3 separate regions of the Homo sapiens genome follow, and regions 2 and 3 are each linked to region 1. The links are chromatin contacts, found by Hi-C or POLR2A ChIA-PET in ENCODE. All regions are on one chromosome and are shown on one strand. Each heading gives the region's core, a stretch centred on a gene start or an enhancer-like site at or near the end of the contact. The rest is flanking DNA. Distances are from core to core; before and after follow the strand shown. Region 1 has its middle 130 kb from the start of JCAD. Region 2 overlaps LOC107984218 (a long non-coding RNA gene). Region 3 holds the start of MTPAP (mitochondrial poly(A) polymerase).

The links. A loop is a pair of places that touch in the nucleus more often than their neighbours do. ChIA-PET counts read pairs that join two places held with the same protein, here RNA polymerase II (POLR2A). Pooled maps may share reads with other maps.
Region 2: a loop to region 1 is called in a map of heart left ventricle, with 4 times the contacts of the local background. The contact joins two enhancer-like sites. A Hi-C loop is called at or near these places in 22 of 168 maps with a recorded cell type or tissue (Caco-2, HCT116, PC-9 and 10 more), 2 of 37 single-sample maps with no recorded cell type and 19 of 50 pooled maps. POLR2A ChIA-PET finds 5 or more read pairs at or near these places in 2 of 52 experiments (BJ and PC-9).
Region 3: a map of sigmoid colon shows a loop between it and region 1 (3-fold over the local background). The contact joins the promoter of MTPAP here to the enhancer-like site in region 1. A Hi-C loop is called at or near these places in 1 of 168 maps with a recorded cell type or tissue (sigmoid colon) and 3 of 50 pooled maps. POLR2A ChIA-PET finds 5 or more read pairs at or near these places in 3 of 52 experiments (OCI-LY7, PC-9 and Panc1).

Annotation. Positions count from the first base shown.
Region 1 is chr10:30,183,564-30,188,045 of GRCh38, reverse strand. No RefSeq gene overlaps it. Among named protein-coding and RNA genes, the nearest start is that of JCAD, 130 kb to the right of the region's middle. Within about 2 kb of position 1,990, at least 9 of the 41 ENCODE cell types and tissues checked have a DNase peak (open chromatin) inside an H3K27ac peak, as active enhancers do; they include PC-9 and Panc1, where a contact is called at or near this core.
Region 2 is chr10:29,992,829-29,997,310 of GRCh38, reverse strand. It overlaps LOC107984218 (a long non-coding RNA gene), which reads left to right. Exons shown (of 2, transcript XR_001747403.2): 2 at 4,047-4,482. Among named protein-coding and RNA genes, the nearest start is that of JCAD, 65 kb to the left of the region's middle. Within about 2 kb of position 2,275, at least 3 of the 41 ENCODE cell types and tissues checked have a DNase peak (open chromatin) inside an H3K27ac peak, as active enhancers do.
Region 3 is chr10:30,347,367-30,351,848 of GRCh38, reverse strand. It overlaps MTPAP (mitochondrial poly(A) polymerase), which reads left to right and starts at 2,571. Exons shown (of 9, transcript NM_018109.4): 1 at 2,571-2,730. The coding sequence starts at 2,574. RefSeq lists enhancers at 2,560-2,699, 2,730-2,779, 2,830-2,899, 2,910-3,009, 3,591-4,091.

The DNA.
Region 1 (4,482 bases), core at 741-3,240:
TGAGCAGAGCCCACGTCTCATCATACAGCTGGAGGCACCTATCCAAAGTGACGAGAGTTGTGTCCAAACACAGAAACACAGATTTTGTGTTTCTATTGTTTGAAAGTTGGAAGAATAAGGAGTACCTCGCAAAGAGGCTGGGAGCTCAGCAGGTGATGCCTATAGCTAACGGGGCATTTGTGGGGCCAGGGAGCGTACTTAGACCCAGGTGAGGCTAGGAAGGGCCAGGAATAGACTCTGAGCTGACAGTCCCGACCTCGTGGAGCCTGACTCTCCTTCCACCCCGTTGGCTTCCCAGGATTGACTCAAAGGGGCCCACGGGACTCTTCTGAGAAAATGGCCTTAGAAATCCGAGGCAGCTTAGCTTTATTACGGCTATTTGGATCAAGGGACCCACAGCAGCTCTTCTGGCTGAGGCAAGAACTGAGGTGAGAGTTGGTTGTGGGAGAAGACCTAGGGCTTCCTCCTGAGCCACCACCCTGCTGTCCCTTAAGCACCTGGCATTTGCTTGGGATTCTGGGGGAGGGGAGATCCTTTGGAAGGGCTCATATCCAAGTAGTTAGAAGTAGAGGAAGAAAAGAGAGCCCCGCAAACAATTAGAAGGATGATTTAGCTCAGTCCTGCCCTCTCCTTGCCACCTTCCAGCCAATAACGTTTGTTATTCCTGACACTGATAACAACAGCAAATAGAGGTATCATTTAGTGCAAGTCAACCCTTCTGCAAACTATCCTGCACCTCTTATGGCATTTAACTACTACATTAACTTGGTTAGTTACATGTTTTATTAATATTCCCATTTTATAACTGGCAAGACTGAGGCTTAGAGGGAGGTTATAGATTTGCCCAAGGTCACATAGCTAAGAGTTAACGGAGGCCAAAGTCTGAGCCCAGGTTTATCTGCTTCGAAAGGCCATCCGTCTACCCACTATCCAATCTGCTTCTCTGAACCCAGGTGGGGATGCGGTGAGCTGGGATTCCTGTGTCCTGGTCATGTCCTAACAGAATATATTAGTAACTAGACCATATCCCAACTTCAGGACCAGGCTCTGCCAAGCCAGGAATATGAGAGGAGGAACAGCACCTCCCTCACCACGCCCCAGAGACTCCCCAGGCCTGAAGGTTTCCCGTGAGAAGTAGTGCGGCACGCTCGGAGGGCATCTGTCCCCACCTCTTCCTAGCTGCGCCTGCACGCTGGGTTCGTTTTTCCACCCTGCTAACTCACACCTGCGTTGCTCTGCCTCCTCTAATCCTCTTGGGCAGATGACCCAGCCAGACAGTCGGCCTGGCTTTCTGTTTCACTTTAGCCTTTGGACTCTGAGCTCGGTTAACATGGTACAGTCCACAATTAAGCCCTGCGGTGCCCAAGCCCAGCTCATTGTCCCTGGTCACTGCTGGGAGACTGGACAGAGCCCCCCTCCCACCCTGAATTTCCTGTTTGGTCCTTGAGTGGAGACACAGACCTCAGCTTCACATTCACCTTGCCTTTCCTGGTTCCTGAGTTCTCATCAGTCTGGGTGGACTATGATTCTTCCTCCTCATGGTGGCAGCACAAATTCGGCCACGGCTAATCAACTCCATTAATTGCCCAGAGTTCATTAAAAATCGTGGTTAGCCTTTGCCAATGTGCAAGGCAAGACAGGGAGTGAGTCTTGGGTCTATATAAGGTCCAGCTAACCCTGTGTGACCTTGGAGAAATTGCTTACCTCTCTCTGCCTAAGTTTCCTTATCTGCACAACGGGGATAACGATAAAACTCACCTCAGCCGGTTGTTTTTAGGATTAAATGAGTTAATATATGCAAAGTTCTTAGCATGATGCCTGGCTCAGAAGAACCTCTGTCTAGGTGTTAGCTGTTCTATGATTATACATAAATTACTTCACTTCTTCTGTGGGTCATAATTTGTGGTCACTAAGCAATGGCTGGCCAGATCACTGAGCCAAAATAAACTAACTCTTTCCTATTAGTTCCAAGTACATTAGTCACCAACCAGATTCATAGTATGGTACTTGGCTCAATTAGTCCCAGAGCACTCTCAAGTCCTGTTGAACCAGAATTGCCAAACAGTGTCTGAACTAGTTAAGTGAACCCCAAAAGGTGAAAAGAAACTTTTAGCAAAGATGTAGTCTGGTTTTAAATTCCTAAAATCAGCCAGGCGTAATGGTGCACACCTGTAATCCCAGCTACTTGGGAGGCAGAGGTAGGAGGATTGCTTGAGCCCAGGAGTTGGAGGTTGCAGTGAGCTGCAATTGTACCACTGCACTCCAGCCTGTGGGACAGAGCAAAACCTTGTCTCTACAAAAAAAAAATTAATAAATAAAAAGAGATCTCTAAAATTCCAGTGTAGCCAGGACAAATCACACCATCCTCCCACCCACCCAAAATTATCATATCCAGATGATCTGATGAGTGTCCAACATTTTCAGTGAACTATATGGGAATGTATATTAAAAATTAGAAAGAATAGGCCCCACTTGGAACAATCTAGTATGAGACAAAAAATAACAGTAAATTCCAAAGCAAGCACTCAGGAATAGACTGAAGAATGAGCAGTGATTGATGAGCAAGCGCCTAAGTTGGTGTAACAAAGCAAGGGGAGCTTTGATGGCTGCTTGGTGACTTGGGTTTTTTTGTTTGTCTGTTTGGGGGGTTTTTCTGTTTGTTGGGTTTTGGGGCTTTTGTTTGTTTTGGGGGTTTTGTTGTTGTTGTTGTTGTTTTTGAGGCAGGGTCTAACTCGGAGTGCAGTGGTGTTATCTCGGCTCACTGCAACCTCCGCCTCCTGGGTTTAAGCAATTCTCCTGCCTCAGCCTCCCGAGTAGCTGGGACTACAGGCACACCCCACCAAGCCCGGCTAATTTTTGTATTGTTAGCAGAGACGCAGTTTCACCATGTTGGCCCAGCTAGCCTTGAACTCCTGGGCTCAAGTGATCTATCTGCCCACCTCAGCCTATCAACGTGCTGGGATGACAGGTGTGAGCCACCTCACCTGGCCATGGTGACTTGTTTGAGCTCACCATTTGGTTTGCAATGTCTCCTGTCTTTGCTGAATTGGCTCCGGGCCTGTATGTGACAAGGGGAGTTGCTGGAACCATGACTCTCTGGCCGTGGAATTTGTGATTTGTAAGGTGGCTCCAAACTCAGGAGAGACCTGAGTGGGACAGGAGGCTCACTTCCCACCTTCCCAGCACGTGCCACCCCCACGCTCTGGTTTATTTAAGCCTACCACTCTGAGGCTATCCAGAGAGCTGAGTAAATAAATAGCCCGCCCACCAAGAAGACAAGCAGTCCCTATCCTCTTCAATGCCAGGGAAGAAGGGCAGACCTTCCCAGCCATCTGCACCTTCCCTCGGCCTGGGAAGAATTAAGGAGTTCTTTACTGCAGCATTGTAATTACTGAACTAATGTGTGTGCCTGCATCAGGACAGAGTTCAATAGCTGGCCTTGAAGTTTCTGAGGGCCCTCTGTTTTGTAAGCAACGTTGTGCCAGAGATAATAGTTACTGTTGCTACAGTGTTGCATCTGGAAGACTCATTCCCAGGAAGATGAATGGCTCCTTCCTGCACTCTGGGTTCTGATGCAGTGAGGTGCCTGCAGGTGTGTGCAGCATGGTGCTTAGGGAACTGAGGGAAGGAGTTTCCTCATCCTTTCCCCCTCAGACTCTTTCTTGCTGGTTTTGTCCTTCCTTTCTTCCTCCTGCCTTCCTTGCTTCCTTCCTTTCTCTCTCTTTCTTTCATTTTTGAGATGGGGGAATCTTGCTATGTTGCCCAGGCTAGTCTTGAACTCCTGGCCTCAAGCAATACTCCCACCTCAGCCTCCCAAGTAGTTGGTATGACAGGCTTGAGCCACCATGCCTGGCTTCACTCGCTGTCTTTTCCCAACAGGTAAAAATGACCATGTGTTCACGTTGTTGTGAGGATCCATGAGAGAAGTTATGTATTATGTTGGTGCAATTACTTTTGCACCATTTTAACAGAAGCAGGTTGAGAATAGTTAAGCCCTAGACACATGGAAATGCCAGCTGATGGAAAGTGCAGGATTTGGAAATGAGGGGGTCCCAAGCCAGACCCATCTATGAGGAATCCAGATTTGGAAACCAGCTACCTATCAACAGACGCTGTTCCCTGAAAAGCATTGACTTGAAATTGGTGGTCTCTGGGAGGAGGGAGGACACATTCTTCCCTGCTCATCTGCTCTCCCTCACCGCACAGAGGCTGGGACTCAGGTGTGGATCCCTGAGCACAGCTGGGAAGCCCAGCACATCTCTCTCTCCTGCATGGTCCCATACCAGTACTCGGCATTCTCATTTTCAGCCCTTTTTGCTCCCATGAAGAGGAGAGTCTGATGAATGAATTTCCCCAATGATGCCAATTACTGATAAAGCATAAAGTATTATTCTCTTTGAGATGATGGTGTCTGAAGAGGGAAGAAGAGAATGGCCTTTACGTGTAGAATTTCAGGCATGGGCGACCGGAGGGAAAGTGGGC
Region 2 (4,482 bases), core at 1,026-3,525, 190 kb after region 1:
AAGAGTCAAATAAAATCACAGTATCTGTTGACACCACACAACCTATGAATCCACTTTTAAAAACATTATTTTTTTTCCTCCAAGAGACAATTACGTTGTGGTTTCTGGACAAGAGAATCTACTGACCTGTCTGCACATAATCTTCAGCAAGTCATCTCATTTTCTGAGACTGTTTCCTTATCCATAAAACGTCCCCCTTTTCTCAGTGGGGTAACTGGAAGATCACTTGAGATCCCACATGTCAGTGGGTCTTAGTCCTGGAGGCACATTCAGAAAGACTGCTGTTTGTGTTCCTCCAGACCAATGAAATCAGAATTTCTTGGTGTTTGGATTAGGCCACGGTGATTTGATAAAACTCTACCATGCAGCCACATCTGCTAACCGCAAAAGCCCCCCTAAGAACAGAGAACCACGGCAAACTCTACAGGCATGAGAAATTCTGCATATCATTTGCGCGTGGTAACCAGACACTCTCCCCAGATAGAGGATCCAGGGGTGTTCTGGCTGTGCCAGGCTTCCTGTGGTTAATCCACCCTTTCCCCACACCCTGGGCTTGTGACAAGTGTCAGACGACCAGCAGAGCTCCCATGCAGCTGTCCTTTTGGGTACTTCCAACAGCAGATGACTGGGGAGTCGGGCTGGCTTTGTGTACATGTCAAATAGGCTGCCTGGCATCTTACTTCACCTGAGTTCAGGGAATCTTGGTGGTGGGTTGAACTGGGATCAGATTTCCCCATAGGAAAAACAAGTATCAGGGGCAGGGCATGCAGCCCTCGGTTACCCCTCCCTCACCCCCCCTCACCTCTGACCTGTCCTCTGTCCCCTCCCAGTCTCTTTCCTTTGGTTAGCCCTTCCTGAGGTTGTCTAGGAGGTGGGAAAGGAAGGGGCTCATTTTTGTTCCCTTCCTAGTCCTGTCCAGGCACCGGTCCCAGGACTCTGCTCAAGAACCTGGACCAAAAACCAAGGGCAAGAGGAGGCTCTCTTGTTCCTTTTCAATTAGCTTGTTTTTTTTTTTGAAGGAGTTTCACTCTGCCGCCCAGGCTGGAGTGCAGTGGTGCAATCTCGGCTCGCTGCAGCCTCTACCTCCTGAGTTCAAGTGATTCTCCTGCCTTACCCTCCTAAGTAGCTGGGACTGCAGTCACCTGCCACCATGCCCAGCTAATTTTGTGTGTTTTTAATAGAGACAGGGTTTCACCATGTTGACCAGGCTGGTCTCAAACACCTGACTTCAGATGATCCACCCTCCTTGGCCTCCCAAACTTTTTTTTTTTTTTTTGAGGCAGAGTCTCACTGTCACCCAGGCTGGACTGCAGTGACACAATCTTATCTCACTGCAACCTCTGCTTCCCAGGCTCAAGTGATTCTCCTGCCTCAGCCTCCTGAGTAGCTAGGATTACAGGCGCACACCACCACACCCAGCTACTCTGTATTTTTAGTAGCGATGAAGTTTCGCTGCATCAGCCAGGCTGGTCTTGAACTCCTAACCTCAGGTGATCTGTCTGCCTTGGCCCCCCAAAGTGCTGGGATTATAGGCCTGAGCCACCTTACCTGACCACTTTTGTTCTTTTTCTACTATTTTCCATGAGCCTTTTGGTTATGCAGTTAGCTTTGCCCCCAGGCTGGGAGGATAATTCCTCCAGCACAGAAATTCTTCAGGGAAGTAGGAAAATGTTGGTCTGCCCATTGTTGACAACCCCCAAAAGCCATAAGGTGATTTTGGCCACATCCCAGCATAGCAAGGGAGGCCCCTGAGGACCTACCAAAAATTCGGGCCATCCCCCATCTGCTTTCAAGCAACCCCTATCCTGAGATGGCTTAACTGACTCTCCCTCAGGAGTGTGTTTTGGGAGTGACAGAATGCCTGTCTTTAAACAGTCTTTGGCCCAAAATCCAGGGACATGCAGGGAGTTCGAGGAGATCAAATACAATCTAGAGAGACTGTGAAAAATGGATTAGTCCTTTGCTGAAGGGTGTTTTACTTTAGGATTCGAACTTGAATTTCTTGTTCGGTAGACATTGCTTTCCTCCTCTGGCCTGTTTTCCCCTACTTCCCGAGTACTTGACCACACAGGTAAAGTCTACCCTCCCCAGCCTTCCATGTGACTGGGTGTGGCCATATAACCAAGTTCTTTTCAGAGAGACAGATGCCACTTCTGCCTCACTTGCTCAAGAGGAATTTGCTGTCCCAGACGCTCTCTCTTTTTCCCTTCAATGACATCTCACGACCTGGCCCCAGCTTTGCAGCCAAAGGCAACACCCTAGGAGATGATGAAATCACAAGACAGACACCTGGGTCCTTGCCAGTGAGGGTCAATGCTCTGATTTATTTAGCAGAAACAGTCCTCCAATGTGGAGACCATTACATGAGAGAGAAATAAACATCTATCTTCCTTCAGGCACCATGTGTTTGGTCTCTTGGCTATAGCAGCTGACCCTTTATCTCGAGGCATTCATTGTCCACATGAGTTTCAGGGATCATAACCTCTATGCCACGCTTCCACTCTTAGCACAATTGTCAACACCTCCCTTCTCAAGAACAGCAATTTGCCTGCCTCTATTTTCCAAATACTTTGAAATCCATCAGTCTTTCTTATGATCCCAGGAGTGGCCAAAGATTATTATGATGGAGAGCGCCCTACTTACAAATCAGGCTCTATAGTTAGAGGATAAGATGAAAGTCATACAGAGTCAAAGAGATCCTTGAAAAATGCTCCAGGGGGAGGGTGCAGTGGCTCACGCCTGTAATCCCAGCACTTAGGGAGGTCCAGGTGGGAGGTTCACTTAAGGCCAGGAGTTGGAGACCAGCCTGGGCAATGTAGCCAGACCCCATCTCTACAAAAAAAAAAAAAAAGTGTTCTGGAAGTCTCCATGTAAGATCATCTCTCAATAAGCCCAACATGGGGTAGCTTTTTCTTCACCCCAGGGTGTCTGGATTACATCCACAAGCTGCGCAGTAGAAGAAATATCTCTGAAACATGTTCAGTATGGCAAGATGCTCACAACATGTCAAAGCCTTGAGTTTCAAGACAGACAGAACAGAGAGCAGATTCTCATGCTCAGCTCACCCGGGGCAGTGGTTCTCAACCAGAGGTGATTTTGCCCCCAAGGGGGACCTGTAGCAATGTCTGGAGACATTTTTATTATGACTGGTGTAGAAGGCTCCTGGCATCTGGTGGGTAGAGGCAGAGATGCCGCAAAATATCCTCCAATGCACGGGACAGCCACCATAAAACAAAGAATGATCTGGCCCAAAATGTCAAGAACTCTGAGGCTGAAAAACCTTTCTCTAAGGCATAGGTTTATTGAGAGGCATGGCCTAGCAGATCGTCATGTGTAAACACTCCAGAATTCTCCCCAACCCTTTCCCTGACTTGTCCATGTTTATTTTCATTTGAGCAAGTTAAATATGCTCCCCTCGTTGCTCTTTGAGCCTGACAGGATGAGGATGACAAGATCATGGATCCTTGGCAATGTCTTGAGTGTCCTAGAGACCAAAGATATCCTATCCAGGCTGGTTCAGGGAGTTTCATCAATCACAGTTCACCGTGCTGGATCTTGTCTAATTTGTTGCTTTCTAAATAGTAGCCTCCCACTCTCCTGTGGAAAGAATGTTCTGCTGATGTGAGGCTTTCCTTGTCAGGGACACCTCCCGCCACAGCCAGTCTCAAAGCTTCTCTCCTTTGTTTCATCCTGGAATGTTTCAAGAAACACCCACCCCACGCCAGCCGCACACATCTCATAGTTGCTCTCCCAGGGTGTCTTCTGCTCTCGTGATCCCCCTCCAGCCTTGCCTCGTAAATCAGCCCGCGACCTCGCCTCCCTGGGGCTGCTGCGCTTCTCTGAACTCGCTCCAGTGGGTCCACATCTTTCTGATAATGAGGTGCCAGACAGGAGCGGAGGGGCCTGCTGCGATCCGTGGGAGCGTTCAAGCCCTGTCCTGGGGAGCGCTGGGGGTGGAGCCCGGTGTCATGGTAGGGAGGGGGCCCTCTGGAAGCTTCAGTGCCTGAAGGGCTCACATAAGGCACCTCACTTCTTTATTCTTGCAGAGGCCCTTGATGGTGGACAGACCCCAGCACGGCCCTGGACAGATTGTGAGGCACAGAGAAGTCACCTGCCACCTCCCCACCGTCAGAACAATGATGGCAGACACCACCAGGTCCTGAGGCTCTCCTGGCCTTTGGGCACTGTTCCTGCTGCCTTACAGACATGATCTCATTGAACACTCATGAACACTCACAACATCATAAGCCTCACTCGGGCATCTATGCTAGACACTGAGGGGACAGCAGAGAGCCAAGAAGACAAAAACCTTGGCTGTCAGAGAAAGAGGTTGCGTTCTAGTGGGGGAAATAGACAAAATAAGGAACACACATGGTACAGTTGTGTGTCACTTAACAGTGGGGATATGTTATGAGAAATGTGAAGGCAATTTCATCATCGTGTGAACATCATAATGTTATAGGAGTTAATAAGAAATTATTT
Region 3 (4,482 bases), core at 1,322-3,821, 160 kb before region 1:
TTCTGAGGAAGCCTCGGGGAGCTTACAATCATGGCAGAAGGCAAAGGGGGAGCAGGCACGTCACATGGAGTGAGCGGGAGCAAAATCGAGGGGAGGTGCCACAAACTATTAAACAACCAGGTTTCCGAGAACACATCCAATTATCACCAAGGGGATGGCGCTAAGCCACTGATGAGGGATCCACCCCCATGATCCAAACACCTTCCACCAGGCCGCACGGCCAGCACTGGGGATTATATCTCAACATGGATTTGGTGGGGACACAGATGCAAACCATATCAACCTTATAAAAATAAGCATTTATTTCATTTTAAACATTAAATGCAAAGTTTTCTTTTCTGGAAGATGCAGGCCAGTGAGCTAGAAGTAATACCTTACGACAGAATAGTTCTATAAAAATAGCTACTTTCAACTGGGTGCAGTGGCTCACGTCTGTAATCCCAACATTTTGGGAGGCCGAGGTGGGTGGATCACCTGAGTTCAGGAGGTCAAGACCAGCCTGGGCAACATGGTGAAAACCTGTCTCTACAAAAATACGAAAATTAGCCGGGCATAATGGCAGGTGCCTGTAATCTCAACTACTTGGGAGGCTGAGGCAGGAGAATTGCTTGAATCCAGGAGGAGGAGGATGCAGTGAGCTGAGATTGCACTAACGCATTCTACCCTGAGCGACAGAGCAAGACTCTGTCTCAAAAAATAAAATAAAAAAAAAGTACCTACTGCCAAGTGGCTGGAGAACATTTTATTCTGCTAAAGGGATTAAATATCCCCCACAAAAATTAAAAAGTCCTCACATCCATCCCCAAACTCATTGCTTACGCAGGACTTTCCTTGGAAGTATCAAAATCAAATATACTTCTATCTAACTTTGAGATTCTTCAACATCCATGTGGGAGTGGCAGGACTCTGTGTGGCCTGAGGGTGGCCTTGAGTGTGTGTCCGAGTGGAAGGCCCAGGATCTGGGGACTGACCTGGGGTCAAATGGCACAGCCAACTTTTTTTTTGAGACAGAGTCTTGCTCTGTTGCCAGGCTGGAGTGCAGTGGCACAATCTTGGCTCACTGAAACCTCTGCCTCCTGGGTTCAAGTGATTCTCCTGCCTCAGCCTCCCAAGTAGCTGGGATTACAGGTGCCCACCACCACACCTGGCTAATGTTTGTATTTGTAGTAGAGACAGGGTTTCGCTATGTTGGCCAGGCTGGTCTGGAATTCCTGACCTCAGGTGATCCTCCCGCCTTGGTCTCCCAAAGTTCTGGGATTACAGGCGTGAGCCACCACACCCAGCCAGCACAGCCAACTTCTAATGAGGCCACCTTAGACAAGTTACTTACTGTCTCTAAGCCTCCGTGTTCTCATCCATGAAATGGGTTTAATCACTCAGATTTGTTGAGATGATTAAAAAGGAAAATACCTGCAAGGCAATAGCACCATGCTAACACAGAGCTGGCTAGTCAGTTCCGGTGCTGGTTTGTCCTCTCTCACGCTCCGATTGCGAGGCCCCTTGCTTTTCCTTTCGCCTCCAGCAGCAGTGTATTCCCCCGGGGAGGCTGCCTTCAGTTGCAGGCTTCTTTGCACTGTTTCGTATGTCCTTTTCCCAGGCACCCGAGCAAGGGCCACTGGTTATGACACAGGCACTGAGGAGGAGCCTTGAATCAAGGGCAGAGCTCTGACTTTAAACTTTGACTCCCCAGGTGTGACCTATAGCCAGTCGTTGTCTGATCTGTGCCCCACTTTCTCATGTCCAAAATGAGAAGACTGAACCAGTCCTCTCCAATGCCTTTCGTATGGCTTTAAGATGAGGTATGTACCTCTCACTTGGAGGAGGGGCTGGCAAAACCACTTGAATTTTAATTTGAATTGAGGCATATTGGCAGAGGTTGTAAAATGTCCTCACATGGTTCAAGGAAGATGATGATGCCCTGCCTGCTCCTGGTGCCCCTTTCAGAGAGGTTAAAAGCCTTTCCATTATTTTAACTTTTTTTTTTTTTTTTTTTTTGAGACAGGGTCACGCTCTGTTGCACAGGCTTAAGTGCAGTGGCGCGATCTCGGCTCACTGCAACCTTCGCCTCCTGGGTTCAAGTGATTCTCGTGCCTCAGCCTCCCAAGTAGCTGGGATTACAGGCATGTAATCACGCCCAGCTAATTTTTTTGTATTTTTTAGTAGAGACAAGGTTTCGCCATGTTAGCCAGGCTGGTCTCGAACCCGTAACGTCAGGAGATTCACCTCCCTCAGCCTCTCAAAGTGCTGGGATTACAGGCATGAGCCACCGCGCCCGGGCTCTGGTTCTATTTTCATGATGCTATTTACAAGAGTAGGTGGAGCGCTCCTTCTATGGAACTTTTCATTTGGTAAATTGTGTGACTGTGGAAGTAAACCATGTCTGAAAGCTTAGGTATCTTCTTTCCGGCCTCAATTTCCTCTCTTCCTCTAAAAGCGAACTTCTTTCGCCTAGTTTGACCCTCGAGGCTTCCCATTTCTTTTGCCCCCCCCCTCCCCCCCGACGCATGCGCGAAAACGCGCTGACCTTTCAGCTTCGCGCTAGTGCTGTTTTTTTTTTTTTTTTTTTTTTAGCAATGGCGGTTCCCGGCGTGGGGCTCTTGACCCGTTTGAACCTGTGTGCCCGGAGAAGAACTCGAGTCCAGCGGCCTATCGTCAGGCTTTTGAGTTGCCCAGGAACTGTGGCCAAAGACCTTAGGAGAGACGAGCAGCCTTCAGGGAGCGTGGAGACAGGTGATGGCGCCGGTTTGCCCTGTAGTTCCGTCCCACAGCGGGCGAGGAGTCTGGGATCACGGGGAAACACGTGGCCTGTGGAAACGGCTGTGGACCCTTTGGCAAGAGGGTGGGGCTGTGTCCTGTCCTCTCCTCTCCTCTGATCTCTGTAGGGGAACCCAGGGTCGCCGCCGTTGCTGAGGCAGAAGTGAGATGTGTGATGTTTGTTTGGGGCGACTCCTGTGTACAGTAATGGAGTTGTTTAGACTTCCATGAAATTCAGGTCAGGAACCCAGTTTGCTTGCACTTTACAGTTTGACGAAATAGTGTTCCCAATGATAGTAATGCTACACACCTGAGCCAGTCGCTGCATCGTGTACGTATATTTCTGATTTTGATACATTAAGTTGTTGCTGGAGGCCGAGTTATATTGTAGCCTGATGAATCAAGAGGATTCTTGGTTCCTAGACATAGGGTTCTGTCTATGAAATGTACTGCCGTTTACTTTATTCTTTTTGGCCATTTTGAACCAAATCAGTCTGGTAACAGATTTGGATTCACTGCAACAGGCTGTTGTCCCGCGTTCGTTCTACATTTATATGCTTCTTTGTGTATTGAGAAGCCAGTGTTATTGAACCTCTCTTGTGACTCAAGAGCTTGTGTATTCTATTTACAGTTCTTAAAACGATCTTGCAAGAAATGTATCACTGTGTCCATTTTACAGATGTAGAAAATGGTTCAAAGAGGTAAATAACTTAGGCAAGGTCACTAGCTCAGTTAATTTAGACTTCTAGTCAAATTATTAAACAAAATGTATTGACTTCTACGATTCCTTGGAGCTATTTTTTCCCTAAAATAAGCTGGTGTCTTTATCAGACTGTATAAAAGACTTACATTGGCAGGCAGTGAGAAATCTTTATGTATTTCATTCAAATATTGATTGGATTGTATTTAGTGGAAGCTACTTCTGTTGAACATTTCTAAGTAACGCTGAAAATTTGAGTAAGGATTCTGCCAAAAAAGCTATTGTAATTTAACATTTGTATGGGTGTTTAAATTTGAGAGTATGTTCATATGCTCTTTGATATATGAAACAACCCTGTAGCGTAGGTGTGGAAGGAAATAACTGTTACTCCATTTTATAGATGAGGGAACAGGGTAGTCCAAGGGTAGCTTGAGTAGTTCAAGCTAAACTCAGCTATTCGGTGGCAAAAATTAAAAAACCCACTGTTTTTTTTTTTTCTTTTTCGGGACGAAGTCTTGCTCTGTCACCCAGGCTGGAGTGCAATGGCACGATCTTGGCTCACGGCAACCTTGGCCTCCCGGGTTTAAGTGATTCTCCTGCCTCAGCCTCCCGAGTAGCTGGGATTACAGGCACGTGGCACCACGCCTGGCTAATTTTTGTGTTATTAGTAGAGATGGGGTTTCACCATGTTGGCCAGGCTGATCTTGAACTCCAGACTCAGGTGATCTGCCTGCCTTGGCCTCCCAAAGTGCTGGGATTACAGGCGTGAGCCACCGCGCCCAGCCAGTAAAACTCACTTCTAATTCCAAGACTATACTCTTCATTTACTGTAGCTTTGCTATTTTTCTTTTTTAAGGAAATGTTTCATTTTGTGTCATTAGAATAATACGACTAAATATTCAGGGATTCTTGCAGGAAATAACAAAATCCTCATTTGGATGTCTTTACCATTTTAAAGAAGGACAGTTAAGTACACCTTATACTCACCTAGAAGCATGTGATTTTATAATTGGAAGGAACTTGAGAAA